Regions from separate parts of the Mus musculus genome. Here all the other regions are linked to region 1. Evidence: chromatin loops called from intact Hi-C (ENCODE). Cell type or tissue: heart. All regions are shown on one strand.

Region 1 (8,000 bases):
CTTAAATGATTGGAAGATTTACTCTGAGGAATAACAAAAAATATTAATATAACTACACAGAAAAATTTGCTGCCAGTTGTGATAAATGAATGATTTGCTTTAATGTAGCACACTCCAAAAACATCACTACTATTCACATGTAAGCATCAGGTTAATATAAACAAGGCTGCACTGCTGCTTTGGGGAAAATAATCATCTTCAAAATTAATTTTCTAAGACGCCTTTAAGTTTTACATTGCCTTTCTTTCCCTGTCATGAATTTTAAGGGCTCCAAATTCACCACTAAATAGTTCAGTCTAATCAAAATAATCTTAAGAAAAGAAATGAAAAAGAAAGAAAAAATAGTACAAAAATTCTGAACACAAGAGAGTAAATTGAAAATTATATTCAGTGTATTTTTTTAAAGTTCCAAGCAATGGTTTGGTTTCCCTTTTCTCCCCTCTTCTCTGCACACCCTCCCACACACAACCCCCCTTCCCATTCCACCTCATCCAGACAGAGGGTAACAGTCTGAGCTGCCCTGGTTGAGTTGATCCTAAAGTTAACATTCAGCAGCCCATTTCCAGACAGCAGCGCTAAATCTATTTGGATAAAACGCGTGTGACCCAGACAGTTGGCATTTGGCCCAAACGCGTTGCACCAGCAGCTCAAATAAAAACAAGAGTAAGAAACTTACTCTCTTGTTCCCTCTCAGTGTGCTTTCTTACTCTGGCTTGCTCTCTTTGCCCCTAATACAAGTGGACAGCTTATCAAAAACATGAATTATAGCATATATTATCAGAAAGATTTTCCAATACTCCCTTCAGCACTCTTGTTCTCTCTCCCCAGTCACTGAACTTCAGTCTTATATACCATATATACAGACATACTCTGATAAACAAGGCTCCAGAGAGTTATGAGTCTAGCATGGCCCAAGTGGGCAAAAGTAAATCAAAACCACACGCTTTCATCTCTTTGATTAGCCTATTAAGAGCTTAACATATCCTAGAGCATCGGTGCTCAGCCAGCACACTACTGCTACCCTGAGAGCACAGGCATGAAATATGCACTTGTCTGAATACTAAAGACACTGACATGAAACGGATTCTCAGAAGGCAATTTCATAAGTCTGGAAATCGATTAAAAACACACATCATCATTACCTTCTCCACGCTATCTGGTGATTAGTTAAAAGTCCACGATGATCATAATCAAGTCCACTTCGCACAACATGCAAATTCATACAATAAGCGCGTATTTTCACATTATAAAATACCTGTAAGCCCCGGAATTTTACATCCACGAGTAGACTAGAGTTTAAAAGATTTCTATCTGTAATGTGAGTTTAGTGAAACTCACTTCTTGCCATAAAGCACGCACGCGCGCGCAGACACAACACAGAGAGTGAGAGAGAGAGAGAGAGAGAGAGAGAGAGAGAGAGAGAGAAGAGGGGGAGGGAGAGAGAGAGAGGGAGAGAAGGGGAGAGAGGGAGAGGGAGAGGGAGAGAGAGACAGAGAGAGAATATCTAAGCGTTTTTCGGAAGATAAGCAAAGCACAAGTTGTTGGGTTTTTTTTTTTAAGGTTTCATTGAATATTGTGAAGTCTTCCTTACCGTTTTCATCTTCAAATTCTGATAAAAAGTAAATTTCAAACAATAGAGATTGCACTGGACGACTCACGTATTCTTTTCTGTCTTTTCTTTTTGCCTGCCCGCCCCCCCTTGCAAAGCCACACCAGCCAGTTATTCTGCAGCCAGAATAAAACCCTATAGTCTCGCTAACTGGAGTTTTAAAGAACAGACTTTCCGATTTGGCAGTTAAAAAAAAAAAAAAAGAAAAGAAAAGAAAAAAAGAAAAGAAAAGAAAAAAATCCGTTCAATACATCCAAGGCTATCAACCTGAGAAGTGCTTTGCAACCCCCAACTCCCTCCCTCCCCCCACCCACCCCCCCTCAAAAAAAAAAAAAAAGGAAAAAAGAAAGAGGAGGGGAAAGGCTTATTAGGGGTGGAAGTGGTGCCCTCTCTTCCTGGACAGCTTAGTGCCTTTGCTATGCAAATAACATGTGCAGAGCATCAAAAGGTATCAGGAGAGAGAAGACAAGAGGAGCAGGAAGGGCAGGAAAAGTTTTGTTGAAGTAGCCCTCGAGCTCACTGCCGGCCCCAAGCCAACTTCAATTGCAGCAGAAGAAAATTTTGGCAGCTTTCCTCAGAGGCAGAACAAACTGACGTCAGTCTGCAGATGTGCCTCGGCTGCGTCGGGTGCGCATGTGTCCTGGGTCGTCACGTGGAGGGGGAGGGGAAGTAGAGGTACAATCGGGGTATCCAACCACCAGCCATTCAGAAGGGCTTAGACAATGTCAACTTTTCCACCCTGTGAATGAGAGAAACTCCGGCCCTCTAACCTCTCTCCCCTAACCCACCCCGCCTATTTCCTCCTCCTCTAACCTCTTGCGGAGTCTTGTCTGGTTTGTTATTTACAGTTTCTTGGAAAAAGGAAAGGCACGGGGTAGGGGGTGGGGGATGGGGTGGGTAGACTAATGTCACTGTTAGAATTTTTGGTGTCATTCTCTGACTTTTGTTTGTTTGTTTTATTTTAATTTCTGCAGTAAATATTTAAAAGTTATTCATAAATTTTGTCATGTAAGGAGTCAGATCAGTAGAGCAAAATTTCAAGACTTAAAGACATGAACAAAACGCCTGTGTGTTGAATATATACTTCAACAAGTGAAAATACCACCAAAAGAATAAAAAGGAAACGAAATTGAGACCTGCACATTTTCCATGTGATTATCGACTTCAGGTTATGTGGACCTATAAAAGGAAAAGGGGGTGGGGAGTATTGCATTATTTCCAGATGAGAGACTAGATGGTGTTTTAAACTGCACCAGGGAAAGCCACAAGTGAGGGGGCGGGGGGGGGGGGTGTTTTAGTTGTTTTTGTTTGTTTGTTTGTTTGTTTGTTTTTGCTTGTTTGTAGTAGATTGAAAGAAACTTCAATGATTGCTCAAAAGAAAATAAAGCCTAAGTCAGCCCCCTAAAAAGGTTGGGGGTGGGGGCCGCAGCGACAACACGGGAGCCCTGCTGAGATCTCAAGATAAACAAACAAAACATTTAGAACCGGTTCTTCTTGCTTTCCAATCCCACCTCCCCCTCCACATCAGCTGCCAGTTCAGCCTTTAAAGATAAAATACCACCCCGACATAGCACTTTCACTTTCATTTACCAGGAAAAAGCCCCTGGCATTAAACCATAGAGAAAAAATATGCCCACTGCACTTTCCAAGTCCTAAGCAAGCAAACAATGTCTGGCGAAAGTATCGGAAACAGGAAGAAAATCGAAAATAGCTCAGGACAAATATTGCCTTTCAGCTGTGTAATCTGCCGCATCATTTATCTGTCTGTATTGTGGAGTGCGGGGTTGGGAATTGTTTAAGGGTTGCCAAGGTTGGGGGAGGGGAAATTGAGCCTTGAAATTCCAGTCTTTAATTAACACCCAGTCAATTTCCTATGGTCAGAACCAGAAAATGAAATTGGACCTGAGGGATGTAAATAAGGAGGAGGCACGTTCTAAATACCAGTTCTTAAATTTCTAACTTCTGTTAACGTTGTTGTCCATTTGATATTTTTTCCCTTCCGTTCTGGAAAACCTTGAATGGCTTAAAAAGGCATAGGTGGGAACCTGGAAGGATACAATTACTTCAATGATTCTTAAAGGGTTGGAAGGCCATAACATTGGTCCAGGGGCTAGTAGCTCTCATCTTGACCTTGATCTTCACTATCTGGCTCAGTGCATAGCAAAAGTGGAAATGTGTTCTGTGGTTGGTACTGACAGTTTTAAATAAAGATTCATTGAGGTGTGTGTGTGTGTAATAGAGATTGCTAGACCTCATAACACACTAGTAAACACCAAAAAAATAAATGTGGCACAGAGCTACCTAGCTGTCTTTGCATAAAATCATCCATTAAGTAGATGAGACTCAACTTTCTTTAATGTTACAAACACTGGCTGAAGAAGGATATAGCCAGCACAGAAAAGCTAAGTAAAGGGGTCGCCACCAAGCACCTAGATGACCTAGGAGAAAAGCTTTTTTCTCTGTTAATTGGCCCTAGGAAGTAGCTGCATCCTAAAGCACGGTTTTTTCAGGGAGAAGTAGACTTTGGCTAATTACTTATTCAAAGAGTGCCATCCTGTGTCTAAACAGAGTAATGAAACTTTTCTAATTTTCCTTGCCTCTACCAAATGCTGAAAGTAACAGTAGTTATACAAAAAAAAGTCAAGTCCTCGGTGCTATGTTCTATCCAAAAGCATTTTATGATGTAAATGTTTCCCTTTTTATTATTTATATTTTTAAGTAATAAATGATACATATTTATAGTATGTAAACCGACAGCCATATATACATGGTGGAATGGCTAAAAAGAGCCACTTAAGGTTAAGGTTTGGTTCTGTGATAGAATGTTTGCCTAATATATAAAGCTCTGGATTTGTTCCTCAGGACAGCAAAAATAACAAAATTTAAAAGGCAAATCAAGATATTTATGTATTAATGTACATACTTAAGTTTCTTTATTGCTAAAACACTACAAACTATTCACTTAGGAATTTTCAAGTATATAATACATTATTATTATTATAACCAGGTCTCTTGAACTTATTAATTCTAACTGAAACTTTGCATATTTTGGCCACAGTTTCTTCAACCCTCATGCCCCGAAATCTCTTTAATGTGTAGGTCCTACCTCATTTCTCGTTCCTGTTCTAATGTCTTGTCATCTTTTAAAAAAGATTTACTTTTAATCACGTGTCTGCACATGGATATATATACTTGAGTGCAAGTCCTCAAAGAGGCCAACCTGTTGGGACGCCCTGGAACTGCAGATGCAGGTGGCTGTGAGCTTCTCAGATGAGTGCTGGGGTCCAAACTCAGCTTCTCTGCAAGAGAAGGATGTGCACTTAGCTACGAGCCAGCTCCCCAGCCCCTTGCTACTGCAGTATTAATATTCCGCACTTCTGTTAGCATGTAAATATTTTACAACAACTACTTCCTACTGTTTTAATCGCAATGAATGAGGGCTGGAGATGTGACTCATTAGTAGGACACTAAACCAACATGTATGAAGCAGTGGATTGAATCCTGAACACTAAAAGAAAGGGGAAAATCAATTTTGAATGAATTTCAGTTACAGTAGAAATTCTTCAAAAAAATATTATAATAACCAGTATTTCTTTCAAAAGTTTTCCTTCCAGCCTTTTCTTTCTTTCTTCATTTCATTAAAAGATCCTCTAGCTACACTCTCAAAAAATAAAACTTTTCAAGTGGTCTTTAAAAATATAATAAACTTAAGTGAACAAAACACATTCAGGAAACCAATGGGAGAATAATAGAAATTACATAAGGGGGCTGGCAAATGGCTCAGAGGTGGAGCACTTATCTAGCATGTAAGTTTGATCCTATCACTAAAAGAGGGGGGGGGGATATAAGTATAAGTATAAGTATATGTATATATGTATTTTTTAAAAAGGAGTAAAGAGACAAAAGTCTGAGAGATACTTTAAATTTCTTAATATATATAAGTTAAAATTAAAATTTTAGGCTAAAGGATAAGGTATTTCATAAAATTAAACTGTAGGTATATTCAGCAAATGTGATTAAAAACTCTGATACAAGCGGGCGTGATGGCGCACTCCTTTAATCCCAGCACTCGGGAGACAGAGGCAGGCAGATTTCTGAGTTCGGCTACACAGAGAAACCCTGTCTCGAAAAAAAATAAAAAAATAAAAAATAAAAACTCTGATGCTATGCTTGTAAAATTGAAGAGGGGGATTATCAAGATAACATATTATTAATTCTTCCTCTGAGACATTAAAGCAAAATTCAATATTTTAAAATTCAATTTGAAATCCAGCTTGTTGATTCATACCTACAAACCTAGTAGTCAGGAGAATAGAGCAGAAATATTGCCATAAATTGGAAGAATGCCTGGACAACATAGAGCAACACTGTCTCAAAAAATAAAATAAAAGCTGGAGAACATGATATAGTTGGTGACATGGATAAATCCCCAACATACATGAAGCAGGTGTGGTGGTACATGTCTATAATAGCAGCACTTGGAAAGCAGAGGCAGGAAGATCAGGAGTGCAAAGTCAGCCTGGGTAATACAGTGAGTCTGTGGCAAGCCTAGGCTAGAGACCCTGCCTAAAAATAAATTAATTAAAATTAAAAACCAACTCTATACTTTCTGTTTTTAAAATGTGTGTGTGAGTAGACATAGGCATGCTATATTACACATGTAGAGGCTAGAGGACAACCTCTGGTACTGTAACTTTCCTTCCACCTTCCTTGAGGCAGTATCTTTTCTCTACTGTATTCACCAGGCTAGCAAGCAAGCTTCCAGGGATTCTCCTATCTCTTCCTCCCATCTTGCCTTAAATATGCTGGTTAGAGATATGGACGACTACATACATCCATCTTAAGATGGTTTCTTGCAATCTGAACATGGGTCTTAATTCTTGACAAACCTTTCAATCCCTGAGTCACCTACCCAACCCCAATTCCATATAGTTTCTGAACAGCACAACTTTATTAAACAGTGCTCGCTTCGGCAGCACATATACTAAAACTTTATTAAACAATCTTTAACTTTATTAAATGAAATTTAAGAAAACATTAAAAATAAGAAACATAAGGCAAAATCCAGGACAAGAATAGACAATGTTATCAATAAAGCATACTATAAATCAAAAAATTTTAAAGAATTTTCTTACAAGTCTCTCATAGACAAAAAAAAAAAAAAGATTTAAAAAAAATGGTATGAACTGACAGGTTACAAGAAAAAAATGAGCTAACAAACAATAGGTTATAATAAAGTGCTTAATCTCAACAGAAAACACAGAAATAGTAATTCTTTTCTTTTTTTTTTTTAAAGATTTATTTATTTATTATATGTAAGTACATTGTAGCTGTCTTCAGACACTCCAGAAGAGGGAGTCAGATCTCGTTACGGATGGTTGTGAGCCACCATGTGGTTGCTGGGATTTGAACTCTGGACCTTCAGAAGAGCAGTCGGGTGCTCTTACCCACTAAGCCATCTCACCAGCCCCTCTTTTCTTTTCATAAAGAAGAAATGTGTTAAAGCTTTGTGATACCAAGGATATGGAGAACTAGGAACCTCCTACAGTTTGGTAAGATGTGGGACAAGAGACTACAGACTGACTCTAAAGACTCCAACATATACAACTGCTGTTCCATCTCTGAGCCTGGCTCAGGCTTGATGTACTTTTTGCTACTGCTATTGTTTGTTATGGTGAGAATTATTCTTTGTTTCTGTTTTATTGAGTTTTGTTTTAGAGAATTGTTTGGTTTTTTACTGACAGACTATTGTGTAGCCCAGGAAAATCATGAATTTGCTATGTACTCAGACTGGTCTTAAACTCCTGAACCTCCTCTCCCTACCTCCCAAATTAGGCGATTACAGGTGTGGTCCAGCACCTGACCATCCTCATATAATTTAATAGAACTTAATGGTTCAAGAAACAAGCTGGAGAGGCGGCGCCATCTTCGGCTCCAGACAACCGGCCACCTTCCTGGTGAGTGCACAGGGATCTGCCAGCCCTAGAGGTTTGTGCCTCAGGCCCCGGCGGCGGGAGCCTCCTTGGCTCCAGGACTCCGCGGAGGGCAGGCTGCACGGGTGAAGGTGTGGAATACAGAGGCCAGCCATTTCTGGGACAGGGGAGAGCCAGAGAGCTTCTGAGGCGGCCCCACCTTCCGTTCCAGACAACCGGCCACCTTCCTGGCCAAAGCAACACAGCTTCTGGGAAAGATCCTGTTTTGGGCCTTCATCTTCAGCCAGGAGGTGGTCCAAACACCAGATAACTGTGCACCTTCCCTGAAAGAGGAGAGCTTGCCTGCAGAGACTGCTCTGACCACTGAAACTCAGAGGAGAGAGCTAGTCTCCCACGTCTGCTGATAGAGGGCAACAAAATCAACAGAGGAACAATCTCTAAACAAAGACAACTATAAC
Region 2 (8,000 bases), 330 kb before region 1:
TAATTGTGAAACTAGATAGAACATGTTTTGTTTGTTTGTTTGTTTGTCTTTAAGGTGAAATATCAGAGCCCAGGAAAATCTCAGGAGAAGCGCCTTGCCTGTGGGCACAAAGCCCTGGGGTTTGGCTGGAGCATCTCAAAGAAAATCGTTTCCAAGGGAGAACTTTGTATACTCATCCAAAGCCCTTCTCTTCATTCTAGCATCCATTCTCTTTGATGGCCTCCGTTCTGGTCTATTTTCTTTCCCCATGCAACAAAATTTCAGGAGTTCAATATTGCCAAGCTATAGACGTTTTATAAGTTGTTTTAATTTTAGCAAAAACGTGAATTTTTTTTAAGAGAACCTTTGTCTTGCCTTCAATTCTTTCAAATGTTATCCCCTTTCCTAGTTTCCCCTCCGAAACTCCCCTATTCCCTCCCCTCTTGCCCTCTTCCCCAACCCACCAATTCCTGCTTTCTGGCCCAGGCATTCCCCTATACTGGGGCATAGAACATTCACAGGACCAAGGGCCTCTCCTCCCATTGATGACCGACTAAGCCATCCTTTGTTAAATATGCAGCTAGTCCCTCCATGTGTTTTCTTTCTTGGTGGTTTAGTCCCTGGGAGCTCTGGGGTTACTGGTTAGTTCATATTGTTGTTCCTCCTAGGGGGCTGCAAACCCCTTCAGCTCCCTAGGTACTTTCTCTATCTCCTTCATTGGGGACCCTGTGCTCTGTCTAGTGGTTGACTGTGAGCATCCACTTCTGTATTTGTCAGACACTGGCAGAGCCTCACAGGAGACAACTATATCAGACTCCTGTCAGCTAGCTCTTCTTGGCATCTGCAATAGTGTCTGGGTTTGGTGGTTGTTTATGAGATGGATCCCCAGGTGGGGCAGTCTCTGGATGCTCCTTCCTTCTGTTTCTGCTCCAAACTTTGTCTCTGTGACTCCTTCCATGGATATTTTGTTCTCCATTCTAAGGAAGAATGAAGTATTCACACTTTGGTCTTCCTACTTCTTGAGTTTCATGTGTTTTGCAGATTGTATCTTGGGTATTCTAAGTTTCTGGGCTAATATTCACTTATCAGTGAATGTATATCATGTGTGTTCTTTTGTGATTGGGTTACCTCACTTAGGATGATATCATCCAGATCCATTCATTTGTCTAAGAATTTCATAAATTCATTGTTTAAAATAGCTGAGTAGTACTCCATTGTGTAAATGTACCAAATTTTCTGTATCCATTCCTCTGTTGAGGGACATCTGGGTTCTTTTCAGCTTCTGGCTATTATAAATATGGCTGCTATGAACATAGTTGAGCATGTGTTCTTATTACAATTTGGAGCATCTTCTGGATATATGCCCAGGAATGGTATTGCTGGATCTTCTGGTAGTACTATGCCTAATTTTCTGAGGAACCCCCAAACTGATTTCCAGAGTGGTTGTGCCAGCTTGCAGTCCCAGCAGCAATGGAGGAGTGTTTCTTTCTCCACATCCTCACCAGCATCTGCTGTCACCTGAGTTTTTGATCTTAGCCACTCTGACTGGTGTGAGGAGGAAATTCAGGGTTGTTTTGATTTGCATTTCCCTGATGATTAAGGATGTTGAACATTTTTTTAGTTGCTTCTCAGCCATTTGCTATTCCTCAGTTGAGAATTCTTTGTTTAGCTTTGTACCCCATTTTTAATAGGGTTATTTGGTTTTCTGGAGTCCACCTTCTTGAGTTCGTTATATATATTGGATATTAGCCCCCCTGTTGAATTTAGAATTGGTAAAGATTCTTTCCTAATCTGTTGGTGGCCTTTTTGTCTTATTGACGCTGTCTTTTGCCTTACAATAGCTTTGCAATTTTATGAGGTCCCATTTGTCGATTCTTGATCTTACAGCACAAGCCATTGTTGTTTTGTTCAGGAATTTCTCCCCTGTGCCCATATCTTCAAGGCTCTTCCCCAATTTCTCCTCTATAGTTTCAGTGTATCTGGTTTTATGTGGAGGTCCTTGATCCACTTAGACGAGCTTTGTACAAGGAGATAAGAATGGATCAATTCGCATTCTTCTACATGCTAACCACCAATTGAGCCAGCACCATTTGTTAAAAATGCTGTCTTTTTTCCACTGGATGGTTTTAGCTCCCTTGTCAAAGATCAAGTGATCATAGGTGTGTGGGTTCATTTCTGGGTCTTCAATTCTATTCCACTGATCTACTTGACTGTCACTGTACCAGTACCATGCAGTTTTTATCACAATTGCTCTGTAGTACAGCTTGAGATCAGGCATGGTGATTCCACCAGAAGTTCTTTTATTGTTGGGAATAGATTTTGCTATCCTAGGTTTTTTGTTATACCAGATGAATTTGCAAATTAACCTTTCTAACTCTGTGAAGAATTGAGTTGGAATTTTTATGGGGATTGCATCAAATCTGTAGATTGCTTTTGGCAAGATAGCCATTTTTACTATACTACTCCTGCCAATCCGTGAGCATGGGAGATCTTTCCATCTTCTGAGATGTCTTTGATTTCTTTGTTCAGAGACTTGAAGTTCTTATCATACAGATCTTTCACTTCCTTAGTTAGAGTCACTGCAAGGTATTTTATATTATTTGTGACTATTGTGAGGGGTGTTGTTTCCCCAATTTCTTTCTCTGCCTGTTTATGCTTTGTGTAGAGAAAGGCCATTGATTTGTTTGAGTTAACTTTATATCCAGCTACTTCACTGAAGCTATTTATCAGGTTTAGGAGTTCTTTGGTGGAATTTTTGGGGTCACTTATATATACTATCATATCATCTGCAAATAGTGATATTTTGACTTCTTCCTTTCCAATTTGTATTTCTTTAATCTCCTTTTGTTGTCTAATTGCTCTGGCTAGGACTTCAAGTACTATATTGAATAGGTAGTGAGAGAGTGGGTAGCCTTGTCTAGTCCCTGATTTTAGTGGGTTTGCTTCAAGTTTCTCTCCATTTACTTTGATGTTGGCTACTGGTTTGCTCCATATTGCTTTTATTATGTTTAGGTATGGGCCTTGAATTCCTGATCTTTCCAAGACTTTTATCATGAAGGGGTGTTGGATTTTGTCAAATGCTTTCTCAGCATCTAAGGAGATGATCATGTGGTTTTTTTCTTTGAGTTTGTTTATGTAGTGGATTATGTTGATGGATTTCCGTATATTGAACCATCCCTACATCCCTGGGATGAAACCTACTTGATCATGATGGATGATCATTTTGATGTGTTCTTGGATTCGGTTTTCGAGAACTTTATTGAGTATTTTTGCATTGATATTCATAAGGGAAATTGGTCTGAAGTTCTCTTTCTTTGTTGGGTCTTTGTGTCATTTAGGTATCAGAGTAATTATGGCTTCATAGAATGAATTGGGTAGAGTACCTTCTGATTCTATCTTGTGGAATAGTTTGAGGAGTATCGGAATTAGGCCCTCTTTGATCCAGTCCCCAGGAGGCCTTTTGTCAAGTCTTAGACACCCTGTTGCTATTTTATCCTGGTTAGTAAAGGGCATGGGACCCTGCTCATGGTTCTCCCTGTCCAGGGGTGTTGTTTAGGACTGACACTTCATCAGGAAGTCTTGCAACAGTTGACTTCCTCTTTATGAGAGATACTATGTCACAAACTTTGTCTTCAGCAGAGCCAGCGTTCTGAATACTAATCTGTGAGGAAGGCTAGACTGACCAACAATCCACACTCTGTCTAGATTTATAAAGTAGTTGGCAAGTTTGCGACAACAAAGCCATCAGTTCCTGAGCCAGCTGAGACCCACCAGCGTAACAGTGACATAAGGGTCCTAAAGATGACAATCATGGCGGTTCTCCCAGACTTGGCGACTAGCAGTCTCCCTGTTTCTTCAGAGCAACTCCCTTTCCTGGCAGTGTGGCTGTCACCTACTTAGTTCACTTGACTTTCACCATGACCTCCATCAGCGTCTGAGAGAAAAGACCCAGCCTTTTGACACCCACCAGCAACAAACCTACCAGCCCCAGATCTCCACGCCCACTCACTTCTTTTGGTCCATGAGGGTTCTTCCCCGTTCCCATTTCTGAAGGATGCTTTCCTTCTGGCCATCTAGCTCACCCAGGGTTGGAGGAAAGCCAACTCCATTCTCATCCTGTCCAATGAGGTCAGCTCCCCTCAGTCACATCCCCTAGACACTAGTTGACCCTGCTCTGCTGTCTCGGTAAAGGTCACTCAGCTTTTGAATTCTTTCCACCCACACCCCCACCCCAGTTACGTGTGATACCTTCTTAGAAACTTAAAAATAACATTTATTTCCTCAGTGGTTTTGTATATTTCCATCTGGCAAACTTTATTTTGTTCCGTGTGTTTCTAAGGGAACAGAAACGAAAATGGTTTATGTCCTGCTTCCTACACTGGCCTGCCGTTGTCAGGACCGGAAATGCCCTCAGTCCTAAGCGGGTACACCCAACCGCGAGCTCAGCCTCAAAGCAGAGGCTGTGTCAGCCACGAGGACAATGGGCATTGTTTGCTTGTTGGAATGTCTACTGCAGTGCACTTGCCTGAGTCAGTGACTTTTTAAAATTTTAATAGATTCATGCCACTTTGTCTGGATATAATTATAGTGTAAACGTGGTTTGCGTTATAACTATTACCGCAACAACCGAGTCCTGTTATTAAAATGAAAGTGAGGACAGGACAAGAAGTCAAGATGATGGGCAGTCGTTACTGGGCGGGACTCCCGGGGGCTGCTGGAGTGCAGGAAGCATTCTATTTGAGGAACCGGGTGGTAATTTTCATTCTGCCACAATTCGTTGGGTTTATTTATAGTCATATTTTTCTATGCATTTGTCCTGCTTTAATAAGTGTAATTTAAAAAAAAAAAGCAAAATATAAGACGGGATTTGATGGAGGTTGGCAGCTGAGGCCATCGCCCACTCCCACTTCACCGGCAGCATTATTTAAGTGTCTACTTTGTGATCCACAGTAAGCAAACTCTTGGACATATTACAGAGAAGGTAAGCTTGGGACCACAAGGCCTGACCTCAGGGAGCTTAGAGTCCACAGGCAGTTACAATTTACATGAAAAGTGCAAAAGTTAGGTGGTAATCTTTAATTTTAAAGAATGGCCATTTTCACTGTGAGACTTGTGTGCTGAGCACATTCGTCCCCTCAGCCTCCCGCTGATCCCCTCTTCCCAGATACTCCTCTATCTGCTTCTTTTCTTCTCCTCCCCTCTCCTCCTCCCCTCTTCTTCTTCTCCTCCTCCTCCCCTTTCCTCCTCTTCCTCCTCTTCTTGTTCCAGCACTGTATTTTATTTGGTTTCTTATTCTTTTTTTTTTTTCAAAGATTTATTTATTATGGTACATAAGTACACTGTAGCTGACTTCAGACGAACCAGAAGAGGGCGTCAGAGCTCATTACGGGTGGTTGTGAGCCACCATGTGGTTGCTGGGATTTGAACTCTGGACCTTTGGAAGAACAGACAGTGCTCTTACCCACTGAGCCATCTCGCCAGCCCTGGTTTCTTATTCTATCCTAGGTTAGCTGGCTAAAGATCATGTGCAAAAGTGAGGTCCCTGCCAGGGGTTATACCACCTAAGAAAATGTCCTTTCCTTCTCTTCGAAACTATAAACCACCCATCGATACTCAGGGAAGATGAAATCTCAGGGGAAATAGCTGCCACCCGTGGTAGGATCTAAATGGTCGGCTCTCTGGTGGTTCTTCTGTCGGAGAACTATCTCGTTCTAAAAACAACACAATACCCCACTCCACTCCTCCCTCCCTTCTAGATTGAACTAACACTTCTTAGTTTGGACAAATCTACCATGCTGAGATGTAAACATTAGAGAACTGGCCTAAGGTGTACGTGAGAGACATCTCTGCAACCTTTGCAGCTTTTCTTCATTGGCCCTATTTTAGATGTAAAGTTGTATTTTTTTAAGTGCCACGAAAATGACTGTGAGCTAGAGATTATTTTTGCATTAAGGGAATTGAAGGTGATTTCATAGATAAAAGGACATTTCGAAGGAGCCTTAAAGGAAAGGTGAGATTATTAGAAAAGGAAACAGGATGGCCAGTGGGGGAGGAGCACGCAATACAAGAAAGAAGTCTACAAACGTGCACAGCTGAGCAAGAAAGAATCATGTGGGGAAAGCATGGGAAAGGACCGGGCACCTCAGAGAAACTAAGATAAAACTCTAGATTTAGTTCTTTGGCTTTATCTTGTGGTGTTGGGATAAAATCTTGCACATTAGACCAGTGCTTTTCCCAATAAGCCATACCCCCAAGTAAATGGTTAAAAGGTAGGTAGAGTGCGTGCGCGCACACGCGCACACACACACCTCTGAATTACTGATAAAATTCATTGTTTTACAATGCATGGTCACTTGAAAACAGAAACTAACACAGTTAAGTCAGCCACACATACCACGTGTGTGCATCTGCACTGAGGTGAAGGGATTAAACAGTTCAGAAGCATCCCCTGCGTGCCCCTGCGTGCCCCTGCGTGCCCCCTGCGTGCCCCTGCGTGCCCCCTGCGTGCCCCTGCGTGCCCCCTGCGTGCCCCTGCGTGCCCCTGCGTGCCCCCTGCGTGCCCCTGCGTGCCCCTGCGTGCCCAGTGCTCAGGGTACGTTAGCTCTTTTAATCACTCCGAGAGCCTTATGAAGCAGCTGTTCTTGTTTTATTTTACAGATAGAAAATCGAGAACTTGTTTGCATCCAACAAACACAAAAGTCATAAATATAAGAAGTAGATACAGCCACCTGAGGTCTCGTTCGCTTCCAACAAACACAAAAGTCATAAATGTCTAAAGAAGGTGGTGCGCTTGGTGCCAGAATGTGCTTCAGCCGTTAAAATGGAAACAGCTTTACGCTTACATTTTACTTAAATCTATTTTAACTGAAGAGAAACTCAGCTGGGACTAATTTAAGTTCTTCAAGACACAATGGCCTTGATAAAGCCATTTATCAAGTGGTTTTATGAAATAATTCAGAGGAGTATGTTTGGCAAGGGGGCAATTATCCCAGAGTACCTAAGTGCAATGAGCCTGGCCTGCATGGGACAGACACAGTATGGAAGGGTTCACCCCAGTCTCAGAAAGTCATCTCTTGTCTCTTGTAGACCGAGAACAGAAACAACTACGCTGTATCACGTGTACACAGACATCCCAGCTCCCAGCTGCGATCATGTCTGCATCCACCTAAGAAAAGTGGAAAGGATTTAGCGTTACTGTTCGGGGTTTCTAGAGACATGACTTGCCTTCAGAAAAAGAGTCAAATTGCTCTGTAGTTGAAAGTCACATGGCTTAACAATCCATATTGTCATTTTCCTTTCCCCTAGTGACTACGGCAAGACGAAGTCTTTTTGACGGGTTTGTGTGGGATTTTTAGTGACTCCCTTAATCAGGCAAAAATGAGTTCCTCAACAATCAATAATTGCCAATTAGGAATTCACCTTTTGTTGCTTTCTAAGATGTCCCATCACGAAAATAAACCATAAAACCATTTCTGCCTCTCATGTGTGGACGAGAACGAAATCCTTGAATGGAATTTTTGTTTCACTCTAGATGCTCTGCACCCTGTATCTGCAGCCTGGTGGTAGGCAGGCAACCAGCCGGGCAGTGAAGAAGGCATCTTGTGCTTGATCCTGCCACTCGGCATCCCAGGGTGTGATGAAAACTGGAACAAATCTGGAAACCGTGGAGGTGCCAGAAGGTTACAGTCAGAAGACGGAATTATTTGAGTCAGTCGGGAATGTCTGGTTCTCTTGGGTTAGGCCTCATGGGTAGCATTGTGCTGCAAAAACAACTGGCGAGGAGAATTCCAGAGGAGTAAACATGACCTTGAACCTTTGGAGAGAGATGCTTATCTTTCTCTACTGTTAGGGGGGGAAAAAAAGAAAAAAAAAGAGGCCGAATTCTTTCTTCCACCTTTTCATCTTTCAAAATGAAAATTGTTCAGCTCGGTTCCAAACCTGAGTGGAATTTGGAACGGGAGGTGGGTGGAGAACCTTCCTCCAGCCCTTGCTTTATGCTGGGTTTTATTTGAAATAAATTC
Region 3 (8,000 bases), 660 kb before region 1:
GTAGGGATAACTAATTAACCTCTCCTGGGTGCAATCTTAGGTCTATAGTTTAATCAAAATAAATTCTAGATAAAATAAGTATTTAAATTTTAAAACATGAGAATGAATGACAAAAATGAAGAATACTTGTCATCCCGATTGGTGAAGATAGTGTCTTATTGTGGGGAATCAAAGCCTTTCCTAAGCGTAAAACCAAAGGCAGGAGTGAAAAAGAAAAGATGGATGGGCTGATACCAGTCTTTAAAAAGAATGTAAAACTCCTATACAGTAAAGTAAACAATAAACCAAATGAAAAGAAAGTAATATTTACAATGCATGCAAGAAAGAGATTAGGCCTCTACTACGTGAAGGACCTCAGCACTTTGGGAAGTCTCTATGATTTACAAGACCTGTGCTTTCCCCATTACTGCTTGTGTGATCATCTGTCTGTCCCACTAAATTGAAAGTATAAAAGGAAACATACATTTTGCTTAACATTTTTTTCTCGGCTCCTAAGATAGTGCCATATACAAACCAAATACTGAAAACACGGTTATCGAATGAGTAGATGATGAGTGGATGCCATAAATAATATTTTGTGATTCAGAGGGAGAAAAATATCAAACTTTCCCGTTTGAGATCAGGATTCAAGGTAATAATGCACTGTACACTAAGGTAATCCACAGATAGCATTGAACATATTTGAATAGACTAGTGGCCAAAAGTTCAGATACAAACAACTCAGACAGACATGTGCATATATAAGCTTCTGGGAACCTTGAGGAAGTTTGAAATATAAACATTCTCTTATAGTCAACAGGAGTATAAATTGATCTGATCTTTCTGGGAAATATCTTGGCACTATGTGTTTTTCATACATACCTAGTAACTTCACATTAAAGAAATTCTCTTCCTAAAAGCTCAGCAATAGGCCAGCAAGATGGCTCAGCATGAGAAGACCCTTACTGCCAAGCAAGTTAGAACCCCCTGGACTCACATGGTAGGAGGGAACTGTTTCTTCCTATGAGTTGGCCTCTAATCTCCACATGCACTCTGTGACATATGTGTCTGTATACACACACACACACACACATGCACACACATGCACATACAATACATGTAATTATATTATTTAATGTTAAGCAAAAACATGAGCTAAGATGCATTTATTCATTGTTTTAAAAGTCATGCAAGAAAGGACATTTTGTAAATATGCCTACATTATATGTCTAGATGTGGTATATCCTTTCAATGGATATTGTGCACCAAGTGAGAATGCATACCATGTGTATTTATTGAAATGTTTGATTTATGTTGTTAAATAGAAAAGAGGAGGTCATAAGAGAGTTTCTCGAGAGCCACCCTCTTACCAACATACCTACACATGTATGCATTGAAGGGTCTGAATGGGTGTTCACCTACAGGGCAACAGCATTTCTCTCTGGGAGGTGAGATTTGGAGCAATCATATTTTCTTTTTGCATATCTGTGATTTCTGACTTTTTCACAATGAGCATGTAGTATCTGTATAATTTTTTCAGGGAATAAACAATGATGTTGATGACATATATTAAATGGAAAAAATGTTATTAAACAGTATGTATAGTATGATATAATATTTGTAAAAAAAAAGAAAATCACATATAAATATATCTATGTATATATATATGCACAAAGAGCTAGAAGGCCATACACTCCAATGTGAACAGCAGTTACCCATGGGTAGTGGGACTAGGGGCGATTATTTTGCTTTTTGCTTTTCTGTGTTTTCTAATTTTTCTACAATGAACATGTATTACTTGTGTAATAAAAACTAATAATAAAAATTTAAAAATACATAAAGGAGTCATTGTAAGTCATCACTCATCCTTCCTCTCTCTCCCCACCCTTGTTTGGCTTACTCCTTGTCAAAATAGGAGCCGTGGGAAATAGAGAGGGCATGCCAGGGCAACGGAAGATAGAGCAGAAGTGGGGGTGGAACCTGTGAGGCAAGATGGGGGGGGAGGAGGGAGGGAGGGAGGGAGGGAGGGAGGGAGGGAGGGAGGGAGGAAAAGATGAGAGAAAAAAGACATGCTGTGAAGTCAACAGAGGAAAGATTATAGGTGCTTTAGAAACTGTCACTAGTAGCAACCTCTAAACCCAGCTTATCTGTCAACTGCAAGAAGACACGAGGGCAGAGCATTAGATAGTTTTAATTTCTAATAAAAGAGTACAAGTATGTGCTTGAATGCGCACACATAGTCCTGGGAGCGCCCACACACCTAAAGAAGGGTCTACAAATTCCAACCATGGATTGACACCACAAAGCTTTTCAAAAAGCAGCATTGGGTTCTCTAGAAGGCTATGCAGCCTTGTTTAAATCTCAATATGTTGCCACCAATAACAGCACTTTGGTTGTTGTTCCCATCTCTGTCCCCTCTTTCCCTTAGTAACAGAACCCCAAATTTCTGAGAGTTATGGAAAGGCTGCCTTTCCCGGGCAGTCATGAGTATTACCACAGCTCCAAAGCTGAATGTCTGCCAACAGGATGCAACAAGAGCCCATCACTTTCTACAGAAGTGGGAGCATGCAACTCCCAAATGATGCCCTTCACATTGTCGGCATGAATCTCTTCTCTTTCGTGCCTACTGGAAAGAGTGTGCAGCCAAGCACGCACCTAGATTCAGAGAATCGACCATTTCAGGGTCTCAGAAGTTTGTTTGTCCCATCTTTTCTTTAGTTTCTTTGCAGTACTAGGCTTCACCAGCCGAGTGCTCTACCACTGAGCTACATCTCCAGCATTCTTTATGCTTCTTCCTAAGTCAGAGCCTTCACTAAGTTATCCAAGTTGACCTTGAAGTGGTAGACTTACTGCCTCAACCTCCCAAGCAACTAGCAGTAGAAGTCCAAGTCTCCAGGCTCGGCCACAGAAGTTTCTTAACAGGCTTAGACCACTTACCTCCATTCTATTTCCTATGAACATCAGTCAGTCAAGTCACTCTGTCTTAAGACATTATTAATAAAGTGAACTTCTAAAGGGAAAAACCTGCTTATTAAGCATTCCGTTTCCTCGGAATAAGGAATGGGTAATTCCGAAATCACTGGAAGTTCTGCCACATAAGAATATAATTATCTGCTTAGAACCAAAGTTCTATTATTAGAAAAATAAATAAAACATTGAATGACGCTGTTGGAGGCTAGAGAGAGCAGGGGAGGACTTGTGTCTACTGTTTTTAAAACAAAGGTCTGCAGCTTAACAAGGTACTGAGTGTCATAGTTAGCCTCAGCTATTAAGTTGGAACAACTCAGAGTCACCCTGGCGGAGGGTATTTATTTCCCCACAAGAGGGAAAGATTGGGTAACTGGGTTAGATCCTCACAATATACATAACTAAGACTGTTTTAAGCTGTTGTAGAGAGAACACACTGGCACAGCAGTTCCCACTGGGGTTGCTGGCAACAATGTATCTGCTGCCCCTGCTAGGATCCACCAAAGGAACCCTGTATCTCCACCATCACCCTTACTTAGCAATGATTTGATCTCGCTGAGAATAGAAGGTTAATGGTTACTGGAATATTTACTCGGTCTTTTTTTCCCCCCAAATACATTACCTCTCCAGGCTAAGAGCCAAAGTGCTGCTGCTGCCGACTGCTAAGTACATCCATTCCACTGATAGGTTTGAGAATTGGAGAAAGAAGTCCCATAAAAGCAGTTGGCACACCATGAGTTAAGTCTGCTTCCAAACCCTGTTGCACAGAAGAACAATATCAGAACAGCAGTGTCTGCTCAGATTCTGTCCCCGGGGCCGCTGGAAGATGTAGAAATTCCCCTTTTCCTATTTTATGGTTTCCAGAATAAATGGCTACATGACTCTTTGGGAAAGGACTCAGGGGATGGAGGTCACTGCTGTATAAACTTTATAAGTCTTGTGGAGACCATGTAGCCTCTCTTTCCATGGAGGAGTTAGGGATCTGATACAGGCTCCTGGGTAGAACTGAGCAAGGGCTTGTGATGGCAGGTTTCCATTTATCCACTTTTAACCCTTCCAGACTACCCTGCCCACGTGAACACCATGATCACCATCCGCCATCTCAAACGATCCTCCAGGTCTGTCTCTCCTGATATATGTGAATATTTATGTCCATCGTGGGAGTTATGTACAAGTACTTAGCTGCAGGTTTAATGGGAGAGGAGCAGCTTCAGGGAAAGATAGAGGAGGAGGGAAAGAAGAAAAACAGTGCAGCCAATTTGGGTCCCGAAAGGACCGGCTTAATAACAAGAGGAGGCATCACTGAAGAAATTACAGAGAAGTCCCGAGAAACTGGGGATGGAGCTCGGTGGTACCTGCCCAGCATGAAGAGAAAGCCTTGGTTTAGTGCAGGGCTTGGGGTGGTGGGTGGGACAGGATAGATGGAATAATTTATACAGATTTATTTTTTTAATGAAAAGGATGGGGTATAAACATGTCCCACATAAGAATCATTAAAATAAAATCAATGAGGGTGAATTTAGACCTCGAGTTATTACGTTTTGGCTTTTTTATGGTTTGGGTTTGTTTTTTATGCTTGATTGATTGATTCATTGCTCATTTTTAGCAGGGTCTTATTCTATTGCTCAGGCTGCTCTGAAACACACTAGGTAGCCAAGCTAGGCTCAAATTCACAGCAACTCTCCTGCTTCACCCTCTCAAAGGCTGGGATTGTAAATGTGAGCCATGATGCTTAGCTAGTGTTCTTTAATCTGTATCGCCAGGTCTGGGAGTCACTAACAGGACTAGACAGGAGGTGCAAGGGTGGGTAGTGTGGGTACAAACTACAGGGAGTCTGCTCAAAGCACTGGCGAGAAGGTGAGGCAATTCACCCAGTTTTCTCAATAAAATAAGGAACCTAGTACCAGCTGAAGGGTGCTATGGGCTTGAAGAGAGGGGATTAGGGAATGAAATTATCCCAATCAACCTAGCACAATCCTAAGATGCATCCGAGTATACGAACTCGGGAACACAGTAGATCCATATATAAGCCGACCAGACCACAGAGTTACCCTCACACCCTTTAAAATCAATATTCCACTTAAAAAATCAGTACTATCATTTCCATACCCATGGACAATGGTCGTCCCACCTCACACTGCCAACAGAAACTTACTAATGTTTGACAATTATGTTTTAGTGGGTTTGACAAAGAATGTGGTTAAAGACTTTAAGAAGCCTCTTGTCTACAGTAGATCTAAGCCAAGCCACGGTTCAACCACTTAGTGCAACATCTAAAAGGGGCCTGAGCTGACTGCTGGAGCACGCAGTAGGACCCATTAGCAGCTTCTACATCTGAAAGGCATTCGTTTTGAGATAAAATTGAGTTTACCTTAAAGGGATCTGCTACCACGGCACCAGATTTTTCTAAAGCTATCTCTCAAACTATTTAGAGGCTTTCTTCAGGTGGCAGGGACGCTCTTCATTAGCCAGACCAGGAGGTGTTTCTAATCATAGGGCCTAAGTTATATGAATAAGAAGAATGCACGTTCCCTTCCACAGCCATATCTTAGAGGTAAATTTAGTTTTGATGATAAGCTCCCAAACCAACAGGTTCCAAAGAGTTACACTTGGACCCTACTGACAACCAGGCCCTTCTACCACTGTAGGGCACTCAAGACCAGCGCAGGAAGTGACTCTCCCCTGATGCTCAGCCAGCCTAAGCGAGCAGAGTCTGAGGACAAGAGCTGGGCCAAAGAACCTTTTTCCTGAGGGGCAGTATGTGTGTCTTGGCGGGAGGTAACCCTAAAGGAAGGACTGGGAGACCTGGGAAGAAGAGGAAAGTTAGGGATAATGTCAGCCATAACCTCCAAGTTTGCTAGAGAAAAAAAAAAGTTCAATGATATTTGCTAAAACATAGTAAGGTCAGCCTTATTCAGAACCTATAGGTGAGAATAGGAGCCTCTACAATAGGACTTTGCATGGGAATAGGAGATTGGACTCGGTTCCTTATACAAGGGCAGGTTTTCATCTCATGGGAAGGAGGGGCTGGGGAAAAGAGTCGTCAGTAGACAGAAAATTACTAACAGTCACCATCAGGGCTGGGGAAAATTCTGTTTAATTGAACCTACTGAGACTCTTGCTAGAGACAGGCCAATATGATCAGACATCCAAGAATGGTGGATTTGATCAGCTATTGAAAGTGATGTATTATCTTGTGATTGCCATATCCAGGGATCCATCCCATAATCAGCTTCCAAACGCTGACACCATTGCATACACTAGCAAGATTTTGCTGAAAGGACCCAGATATAGCTGTCTCTTGTGAGACTATGCCGGGGCCTAGCAAACACAGAAGTGGATGCTCACAGTCAGCTATTGGATGGATCACAGCGCCCCCAATGGAGGAGCTAGAGAAAGTACCCAAGGAGCTAAAGGGAACTGCAACCCTATAGGTGGAACAACAATATGAACTAACCAGTACCCCGGAGCTCTTGTCTCTAGCTGCATATGTATCAAAAGATGGCCTAGTTGGCCATCACTGGAAAAAGAGGCCCATTGGACTTGCAAACTTTATATGCCCCAGTACAGGGGAACACCAGGGCCAAAAAGGGGGAGAGGGTGGGTAGAGGAGGGGGGGTGGGTATGGGGGACTTTTGGGATAGCATTGGGAAATGTAAATGAGGAAAATACCTAATAAAAAATAAATAATAATAATAATTGATGCTCAGAAAATTAAAAAAAAAAAGAACGTCAGAAGGTTTGGGGGATGGCTGGATGTTGGTAAGGGAGTGTGTGTACCGATGTGTTAGAAGAAAGTTCAGAAGCCTGACTAAAGTTTGGCTGGGCAAAGGACCTTTGTCGCGCTCTCAGTGCCTTTGACTTTCCTGCAAAAGATGATGTTAGAAAGCTCAACTCTTGACCTTTGCCTCCACCCTGTCATCTCTTCTCCCCAGCGCACGCGCACCCACTCCCAGCTCAGTGCACATTATGTTACTCAAATCCATCAGCAAAACAGCTGCTCAGACCCCTCTGTAGGTACAACTTATGCAGCCTGAGGAATGTGGGCAGATTTTTCTAAGTTTTCCTCCAATTCCAGTCTTCCGAGTGGTCCTGCCCACACACGGCAGGGTGCAGTGTGAAGTGGGGAAGGCAAGCACTCAGATTCCCAGGAGAATATGAGGGAAACAACTAGGACTGAGTCTCTAGTCTCTTCCTACTTCAGAAACAGAAGCAAGGGTCAGACAAGAACCAGTTCTGACACAAGTTTCCTGTGTCTGTTCATATGTTCACTCACTCGCGTAAGGACACGCGGCTCTATGTACAACCCGGCTGTCGGTGGGCTCTCCTTTTCGCCAAGGAATGACTATCTCTCTTCTCCACGCAGCTTCTTAAACTTAAATCAACTGTTCTTCCCATTACTAAATCCCCTGACTGAATTCCCCTCTGGGGAAGCAGACCGGAAGCCATCCGCAAGGACCGACTTCTAATGTCCCTTCCAGATTTAACAGAAACCATTCCGGCAGCCAGCGCTTCTATAAGCACAGCTCTTTGAGAAGTACTTGTTACTGTAGACTCAGTTCCCTCCACTTGCTATAGATTTGTAGTGAGGCCTTCAGACTCTATGGAGCAGAAGCTATAGATAGTTACCATTATACAACCATTTGATAAATAACCAACCATTCTAGGACTTGACATTTTATTTACCTGCACACAAGTGCAGTTCCTAGTTCGTCCGAAAGATGGCAATACAGCGCTTTGTGCTTCATTGTCTTTGCAGCTATTTCTAATTCTGCTAAATTAAAAAACATATTGAAAGGAAAGAAACTTTATCATGAGAGAACGGAAAATATAATTTTGTTTTCTGCTATTTCATTATTGTGACAGGAATATCTGTAAGTAAATTGTTCACATATTCAAAATATTTTAAAAGCATGAAAAATATCTTAGCTCGTGTAATTTAATCCTGCCACTCACCTATGTAAGGGCTATTTTCATTTTGTATAACAATAAGTTCTGAAATTAATCAAACAGTAACTCAAATATATTCATCTAGCAAATAAGTGGAGCTTATT

What was found. Peaks named below come from ENCODE experiments on the same cell type or tissue, not always from the same donor. Only the 100,000 strongest peaks of a DNase experiment are listed, where the experiment ranks them.
Region 2: a loop joins it to region 1, with 4 times the contacts of the local background. A loop is called at or near these places in 5 of 42 quality-filtered maps.
Region 3: a loop joins it to region 1, with 7 times the contacts of the local background. A loop is called at or near these places in 19 of 42 quality-filtered maps.

Annotation. Positions count from the first base shown.
Region 1 is chr13:104,281,256-104,289,255 of GRCm38, reverse strand. Adamts6 (a disintegrin-like and metallopeptidase (reprolysin type) with thrombospondin type 1 motif, 6) reads right to left here and starts at 1,421. Exons shown (of 25, transcript NM_001081020.2): 1 at 1,256-1,421. In heart, a CTCF peak has its summit at 4,175 (motif pointing left); DNase peaks (open chromatin) are centred at 575, 2,235 and 3,215; H3K4me3 peaks cover 3,880 bases; H3K27ac peaks cover 3,497 bases.
Region 2 is chr13:104,607,066-104,615,065 of GRCm38, reverse strand. No RefSeq gene overlaps it. Among named protein-coding and RNA genes, the nearest start is that of Cwc27, 210 kb to the left of the region's middle. In heart, no CTCF peak of the experiment used is centred here; DNase peaks (open chromatin) are centred at 4,045, 4,415 and 4,655; H3K27ac peaks cover 296 bases.
Region 3 is chr13:104,939,720-104,947,719 of GRCm38, reverse strand. It overlaps Rgs7bp (regulator of G-protein signalling 7 binding protein), which reads left to right. Exons shown (of 6, transcript NM_029879.2): 6 at 1-567. Among named protein-coding and RNA genes, the nearest start is that of Gm41048, 29 kb to the right of the region's middle. In heart, a CTCF peak has its summit at 7,667; no DNase peak of the experiment used is centred here.